Regions from separate parts of the Homo sapiens genome. Here region 1 is linked to region 2. Evidence: chromatin loops called from intact Hi-C (ENCODE). Cell type or tissue: PC-3. All regions are shown on one strand. Region 1 has its middle 220 kb from the start of MIR4422. Region 2 has its middle 59 kb from the start of MIR4422.

Region 1 (4,000 bases), 160 kb before region 2:
AGTTGGGCATTACTCCAGCCTCTGCCTCCATCTTCACATGGCATCCTCCTAGTATGTTTCTGTGTGTCTACATTTCTCTCTTCATTAAGGGCACCAGTCATTGGATTAGGGGCCCACACCACTTTGCTATCAGTTCATCTTAAGGTGGTCTCATCTGCAAAGACCCTGTTTCCAAATAAGATCATATTCATAGGTACTAGTGGCTAAGACTTGAGCTTATCATTTTGGGGGACACAGTTTAACCCACAAGATAATGGGAGTGACAGAGTTTTATGTAGTAAGGTCCCTTAGACTCTGGTGGTAAGAAATGATGACTGGAGACCTCCTCCTATGGTTCTGTTGCTTTGGTCACTAGGAAGCTCAAGTCAAACGGATAGCACACACTCACATCTTTTTTTTGGCACATGTACAGGGCACTACAATTTGTATCTCATCCATGAGCATTATTTCTGGTTCCCTCTTGTATTTTCTATCCTTATGTATCAGTCAAGTCCTAACAGGAAACAGAGGGAACACTCAATTTAAGATAATTCAAGAAAGGTTTATTTAAAACGGGGCTATTTACAGAGCTGTGGGCAGGAGATAGGGGAAGTACAACAGACAGTGCACTATCCAGGGGCCAATAACAGTGGAGCTTCACCACTAGTCCCAGGAGACAGAGCAATTACCTGTCTAGAAAGAAAGAGTCTTACTGAGAAGGTCAATTTGAGAGGATTTGTGTCCTCTAGGGAAGGACACAGCCTGCCCAAAGTGACTTCAGGACCTCACTCCCCTCCTCCCTCTGATCTCCTGCTGGTGCGCCCCATGGCCAAAGCCAGTAAAAATCCAGATATAAGCCACATGGTCAGTGCCCCAGGGCAGACAGCAGGACGGCAGGTGGAGTAGGTCTGAAGAGGCAAGTAGAAGAGACCCCCAGCAAGTCTTTTCCCTTGTCAGGGCTCACAATATAATACCCCAAAATATGGCATCTTGACACACGGAGGACTTTAAGCTGGAGGAAATTAAGAAAACTATAAAAGTGGGACGGTCTCTCTGACTTTCTCTGGCCTTTCTATCCTGAAGCAGGCCACAAAAGAATTCTCTGACCTACCTCCCCTAAACGTAGGTCACAAGACCCTCATTCCAGAAGTGTCCTGCCCTATATCCAGAGGCCAAGAAGAATCTGAACAAATAAACCTTGCTAAGTTCCCCCTAATTTTGCACCATTGGATGATACCCTTCTGTCCTTCAATCAAGCTTCTATTATGTCTGTCCATAAAAATATGCAGCTTTCCCTGGATCTTTGGGCCTTCATTTCCAAAGACTCCTCAGTCATGTAAAACTATATTAAACAAATAAGTTACGCTTTTCTCTTGTTAATCTGTCTTTGTCATTGGGATATCAGTCATAAACCTTGCAATAGGTTGGGAAAGAAATATTTTCTCCCCTACACCTTTCATTCTGATTTTCTAATTTATTTTTTATATTCTTTGTATTTGAGTCAGCAATCTCAAATCCTTCCTTTTTAGAATAAAAAGGGGAATAACCACCAAAAAGTATATAAAGCAGAGGCAGAATTTCCTGTCCCTTTCACCACAGTGCTCTCTGTCGTCAGCAGTTTGTAAGTTGCATGTGACAATCAGTTGAGTCACCCTGAGTGGTCATAGCAGGCTGACCCGCTATGGGATCAGAGCCCTTTGCGCACAGTCCTCTGGCCACTCAGCATGTTACATAAACTCCCGGCAGGCTCCCTATTTCCAGAGCTTTCCAAGGACATGCTTGCAGCAAGAGTCATCCTGGCACCAAGCACTTCTGACAGATGTTGCAAACTGCCAAGTGGAGAGGTCCAGATGGTGTGTTGAAGAGGGCAGAATGAGCCTCAGGACGGTACACAGGCTCTTCGTCTCACATGGAGAACACGCCAAATAATTCTGTGCACATGCTGAGAAGATCATCTTTCCTCCCTGAGCCCCAGGTTGCTTCTGGAGTATTTGGATTCAGGCATAGAATGTCAGAGCTGGAGAGTACCCTAGAGACCAACTAGTCCAAGCCCTTGTTAATACAGATGCATAGACTAAGGGCCAGAGAGCAGCAGGGTAATAGTGTATCATGGCTAGGGTTTGTTGAGTACCTACTGTCTCCCTGGTAATGTGCTATGTTTATTCATTCACATTCCTACTTATCACAGATGTGCTGAGTACCTGCTGCATGCAGGGCACTGTGCTAAGAAATGGAGATACATCTGGGGACAAGGCTGGCTTTATCCTGCCTTCATGGAGTCTACAGAATAATATGCTTTCGGCATGCTATCACTAATCCTTACCACAACTCTGCAAGGTGTGGTAGGAGACCACAGGTCTTAGAGACCGAAGTGACTCAGGCCACACACCACTCTTTCTTAAGAACTAGAAAAAGGCCAGGTGCAGTGGCTCACGCCTGTAATCCCTGCACTTTGGGAGGCTGAGGCAGGTGGAACACAAGGTCAGGAATTCAAGACCAGAATGGCCAAGATGGTAAAACCCCATCTCTACTAAAAACACAAAAATTAGCCGGGCATGGTGGCAGGTGCCTATAATCCCAGCTACTTGGGAGGCTGAGGCAGAGAACTGCTTGAACCCAGGAGGTGGAGGTTGCAGTGAGCCGAGATCACACCACCACAATCCAGCCTGGGCAACAGAGCGAGACTCTGTCTCAGGAAAAAAAAAAAAAAAAAACTAGAAAAATAAGGTTGCTCTCCATGAGTTAAATATAAACACTTCATGGAGCATCACAGCCACTGGAAGGAGGTAGGAAGGCACCTAGACTCGGAGGCCTTGATTGTAACCTGCTTGAAGATACTAATATTTTTAAAGAAGAAAACTGCATCCATCTGAAGAGGTTTGGGTCAGGTAGGAAGACAGAGAAAATGGATAACAGAAGCTTTGTTTAGAAAAAGGTCAGCATCTAGCACTCGAACTCTCTTGTGTGTGTTTTCCCTGTTTTCACTGAAGGAAATAGGGAAGAAAGCCTGTTTTCCTCAACTTTAGGGAAAATTGAATTCTCTTTTCAAGTTGATGCTTTGACAACTAACTGATTCTATCAAATAATGTTGGGCTGAGCTTCTAGCAGGCCCCAGGCTGTGACCCATGTTGTCTTATGAGGTAGACTCACTTTGAAGGGCTGTCCCACGAGATATCTCATGCTGTCCAGAAGAGAATTCACCTGAACTTCGGTGGTGAAAAACAGGGGCCTTAGTGTCAAGCAAACCTAGTTCAAGCCCTGGTTCCACCAGTTAAAGCTCTCGGACTTTGAGCAAGCCACTTATTCATCAGGGGTCTCAGCTTTGTCATCTATACAACAAGAATGATTATAATCCTTACTATTAACTAAATCCTTATATATAATAAATACTCAATTATTACTTTTTAAATCATTGTAATAATATTGATATATTATTACATATTAAGTACTGAATAATTGTCATTAGTATTAATAACAGCCATTTACATTACTCACTTGTTCGTAATAATAAAGTTATGTTTTTTGCTAGACAGCATTAGTTTAATCAATATTTTAAGTTTCTTTTCTGAATCTAAAGGTGAATACACATTCCTCAGAAAAATAAGAGAAAGCACAGAAAAGAATAGAGAGAAAAATAAAAAACAACTGTAGTCCCACAATCCAGAGAATACCACAGTTAGCATGTCAGTTTATTTCTCTCCAATGTCTTTTCTGTGTGTGTGTCTGTCTGTAAAGAGGTGAATTTTATGTAAATATGATCATACTTTACATATGTGACCATTTGCCAAGGAAAATAATTCTGTAACATTCTGTCATTGCACCATAGTTTATAAAAGCATTCTCTTATTGTTAGGCTTTGGGAGTTTTCCCCCAGATATTTTTATTCTTCTAAATCAGGCTATAATGAGATTCTTCATATAGAAATCTTTTCCACACCTCTCATAAATTTCGGAGAAAATTCTCTTGGTAAAATATTTAGATCAAAGGATATACATTTCTTTAAGTCTATAACACATTTTGT
Region 2 (4,000 bases):
ACCAACTCAAGCAGCCTGTCAAGGTCTCTATACATTCAATGCCAAGGTGTTTCATTGCAACTTTCTCGGCGGCCATTTCCTAGGCAACATCTAGTTAGGGAACTTCACAATGCTTGAACTGTCCAGTCTCCTTGAGATAGGGGAAGACATCTAGTGGAAACAGATTAATCTGTAAGCACAAAGAAAAACCAGTCAACTTGTTTAATACTACACAGCATCATAGATGAGATGAAAGGCTATGGTTATAAATGTTCCAGGCTGCCTCAATGGTTTCCATTTAAGCAATGGAAGTCCTGCTAAGGTAAGAAAAAGGAAGTTGGAATCTTTAAATCTGATTGGTGACCCTGGGAGCTGGACAGTAAGTGAGAAAAACCATTATCCCAGCTCTGTCTCTAGTTCATTGTATAATTTTGAATAAGTCAATTCCCCTCTCTGGGATTCCATTCTTAGTTGGTTAAATGAGAGGGTTGGATTAGTTGAGGTACAGCAAATGCATGACACACATGTTGCCATGGGAGACTTACCCATCCAAAGCCCATGCAGACATTGCTAATCAATCACAGCACCCTTTTCCGGTAAGCAGGACACAGTACAGTGCCACCAATAGTCCAGAGTTGGCACATGAAGCAAATAAAACCTGTTTACCATCCCTGAGCTAGACAACTTCCAAGGAGTTCTGCCTGTTATGACATGTTGCCCTCTATGCCCTAGTGAAGAGAACAAAGCAGAAATCAGGAAACCTGGGGCCTTGTCACCACCCTGCCTTGAGTTTTCAGTGCCACCGAGAAAGTAACTCAAAATCTAGGTCTTTCTTTCCTCATTTGTTAAATCGAGGGTAACAATTTTATTCTTGTAATTTTGGGGATCTTTGTAAAGATGAAAATTAAAATTACCACATAGTCTCTTAAAACAATGCGAATTTACTATATTACTATTCTGTAGGTCAGAAGTCCAAAATGGGTTTCACTGGGCTAAAATTGAGGCATCAGCAGAGCCTCCTTCCTTTTGGAAGTTCTAGAGGAAAACCCACTTCCAGCTCTACAGGCTGCCTTAATTCCATGACTGGCAGCCCCTTCTTCCATCTTCAAAGCCAGCAGTGGGGCATTTTCACAACTCTCTGACTCTGACTCTTCCGTTTATTCTCAACTCTCCTTCTCTTACCCTAACCTTCTGCCTTCCCCTTCCAGTATTTAAGCACCCTTGTGATTACATAGGGTCCACCAGGATAATCTTCCTATCTCAAGATCCTTACCTTAATCACATCTGCAAGGTCCCTCCTGCAAAGTGAGGTGACAGATTCACAGGTTTGTGGGGGTTAGGACATGAACATCTTTGGAGGTTCATTATTTAGCCTGCCACACCTCACATAATTCCTTATAAACATCGTCCTCCTGAACAAAGATAAACTGCTCCTGGAGGAAGGCTGAAAAAGGAATTAAACTGCAGAGTCACCAGAAACTTTCTATATCTGCCTGCCTAAACGCCAATGGTTAACATTCTGAAGAGAGCCACAGGAAGGCTAGTTCAGGCTGTTGTCCATTTCATCAACTCTCCACCAAGTTTTTGAGACGAAATACACAAGACAAATTTAAAAAAAAAAAAAAAAAAAAACCAGGAGTGGAAGAAATACTACTTTTTAAACTATCCAACAGCACCCCCCAGTGCCAAGAAGCAGAAAGAGGGGAGAAGGGCTAGCAGTTGGTAAAGGATCAGAATATTGTCCAGGTGTTCACGCTTGTAACACTCCTTTGGGAGGCCAAGGTTGGAGGATCATTTGAGGCCAGGAGCTTGAGACCAGCCTGGGCAACATAGCAAGACTCCGTCTCTAAAAATTAAAAACAAAAAATTAGCTGGAAATGATGGTGCATGCCTGTAGTCCCAGCTACTTGGGAGGTTGAGGTGGGAGGATCTCTTGAGCACAAGAGTTTGAGGCTGCAGTGAGCTATGATTGCACCACTGCACTCCAGCCTGGGCAACAAAGCAAAGTTCTGTCTCAAAAAATAATAATAATAATCAGAATATTTAGCTCCATGGTTCTCCATTAGACACACAAAGCGTGGGATACAACTGATCTGAGACTAGCCCAGGCGTGCGAACTGCATTTTTTTTTTTTTTTTGAGATGGAGTTTCACTCTTGTTACCCAGGTTGGCATGCAATGGCATGGTCTCAGCTCACTGTAACCTCCACCTCCCAGGTTCAAGTGATTCTCCTGCCTCAACCTCCCAAGTAGCTGGGATTACAGGCACCTGCCACCACGCCCAGCTAATTTTGTATTTTTAGTAGAGATGGGGTTTCACCATGTTGGCCAGGCTGGTCTTGAACTCCTGACCTCAGGTGATCCAACTGCCTCGGCCTCCCAAAGTGCTGGGAATACAGGCATGAGCCACTGCACCTGGTCTGCGTGAGCCACTTTCTAAGCTCACCAAGTGATTCTATGTTTTGGACCTTTGATTTACAGTTAAAACCACTGACTTCAGCAAAGCAGTAAACACAGTCTGAAAGCCTTCTAGGCCTTGGGGACTCAAAAATAAATATGATAAGGCTCCTCCTCAAAGAGAGCTTCCAATCTAGGTAGACTATAAGAGCTGGAAAAGACATTGGCCACAACTAACAACTATGGGACATAAGGCAAATTACTTAACCTCTCCGTGACAGATTCCTCATTTGTAAAATTAGAATAATAATAGTTCCTGCCTTATAGGGCTACTAAGAGAGTTAAATGAGGTGACTCACGTAAGGCACTTAACGTGGTATCTGATACAAAATAAGCACACGGCAAGCGTTAGGGGCCAACTGATGAGCCAGAGATGTGAAGTCCATGGCTACTGTTCCCTTGCAACTCACTGCCAACCCCAGAGTCATCTGAATGCTCCATTCTATTGAATGTGGACAAAGCTTCTGAATTCTTCTTAATCTAATTCTCCATGCATGAGAGAGAGAGAGAGGTAGGAATCCAATTTACCTTGAAAATTCCCTTTGCATTTTTCACTTAGGGAAATGGAGACCCAGGAAGTCCAAGTTCATTGAATGAGTCTATGCGGAGCTGGGAAAAGGGTCCAAATCCTCTGAAACTGATGCTCCACACATGCAGCTTTTCTGCAATCACAAGCTTGATGGGGTCTACCATGGCCACAGTGTGCTGTGCCCATAGGCTCCTTCTGGAAGGTTCCTGGATATTCTTGTCTACTTCCCTCTCCACCTTCTGCTTCCTGGGTGTTCTGTAGCAGCAGACATTCCCATGGTGGGCCAGGTGACGTTGTAAAAACCCGTACCCATTCCCACTAACAGAGCCCTGATACCTGTCTTGTGCTAATTGCTTGGCATACATGATCTCAGATGACTTCATACTGATTGCACAAGGCAGGGATTTTTAACCCCATTGTATAGATGAGAAAACTGAGACTTAGAGAAGGTTAGTGTCTTGTCCGAGGAAAAATGATTATTAAGAGGCAGAAGAGGATTCAAATCCAAGTCTGAGATCCACATGCTTAATCATTGGGACATATTGTTTAGCATTATATACCCATAACTTCATGAAGCAGATCCATTAGGCTTTGATGTGCTCCCCAAATTCCCAAGCTTCCCTTCATCATAACATTTACTAAAATACACTGAACCTACTAAATTACACATATGGGCCTCCCCCATGAGGCTGAAGTCCTTCAGCCACTACTCTGGCCAACACACACACGCCTACCTACACACCTTCTCTGGCAGAATATCCCACTTATCCTTCAGTTTTATGCTTACAATCATTCTGCAGGCAGCCTGCCTAAATGTCAGGTGTTCCTGTTATTTCCACCCATATTAACCTGTATTTCCCTTGTTTCAGCACTTGTCAAACTATCTGCAATATGTTCTCTGATGACAGTGGAATTAATCTAAAAGTCCATATAACATGTGAAAATTAAGAAACACTTGATTATATTCAGTAACAATAGCTACTGTTTATTGAGCTTTGTGCCAGGCACTATACTAAGCACTTATATAAATACAAAC

Evidence for each region. Peaks named below come from ENCODE experiments on the same cell type or tissue, not always from the same donor. Only the 100,000 strongest peaks of a DNase experiment are listed, where the experiment ranks them.
Region 1: it touches region 2 in a loop (3-fold over the local background); 2 of 110 quality-filtered maps call a loop at or near these places.

Annotation. Positions count from the first base shown.
Region 1 is chr1:55,441,447-55,445,446 of GRCh38, reverse strand. No RefSeq gene overlaps it. Among named protein-coding and RNA genes, the nearest start is that of MIR4422, 220 kb to the right of the region's middle. In PC-3, a CTCF peak has its summit at 1,562; a DNase peak (open chromatin) is centred at 1,686; H3K27ac peaks cover 2,417 bases.
Region 2 is chr1:55,282,625-55,286,624 of GRCh38, reverse strand. No RefSeq gene overlaps it. Among named protein-coding and RNA genes, the nearest start is that of MIR4422, 59 kb to the right of the region's middle. In PC-3, CTCF peaks have their summits at 622, 1,451 and 1,652 (motif pointing left); a DNase peak (open chromatin) is centred at 1,654.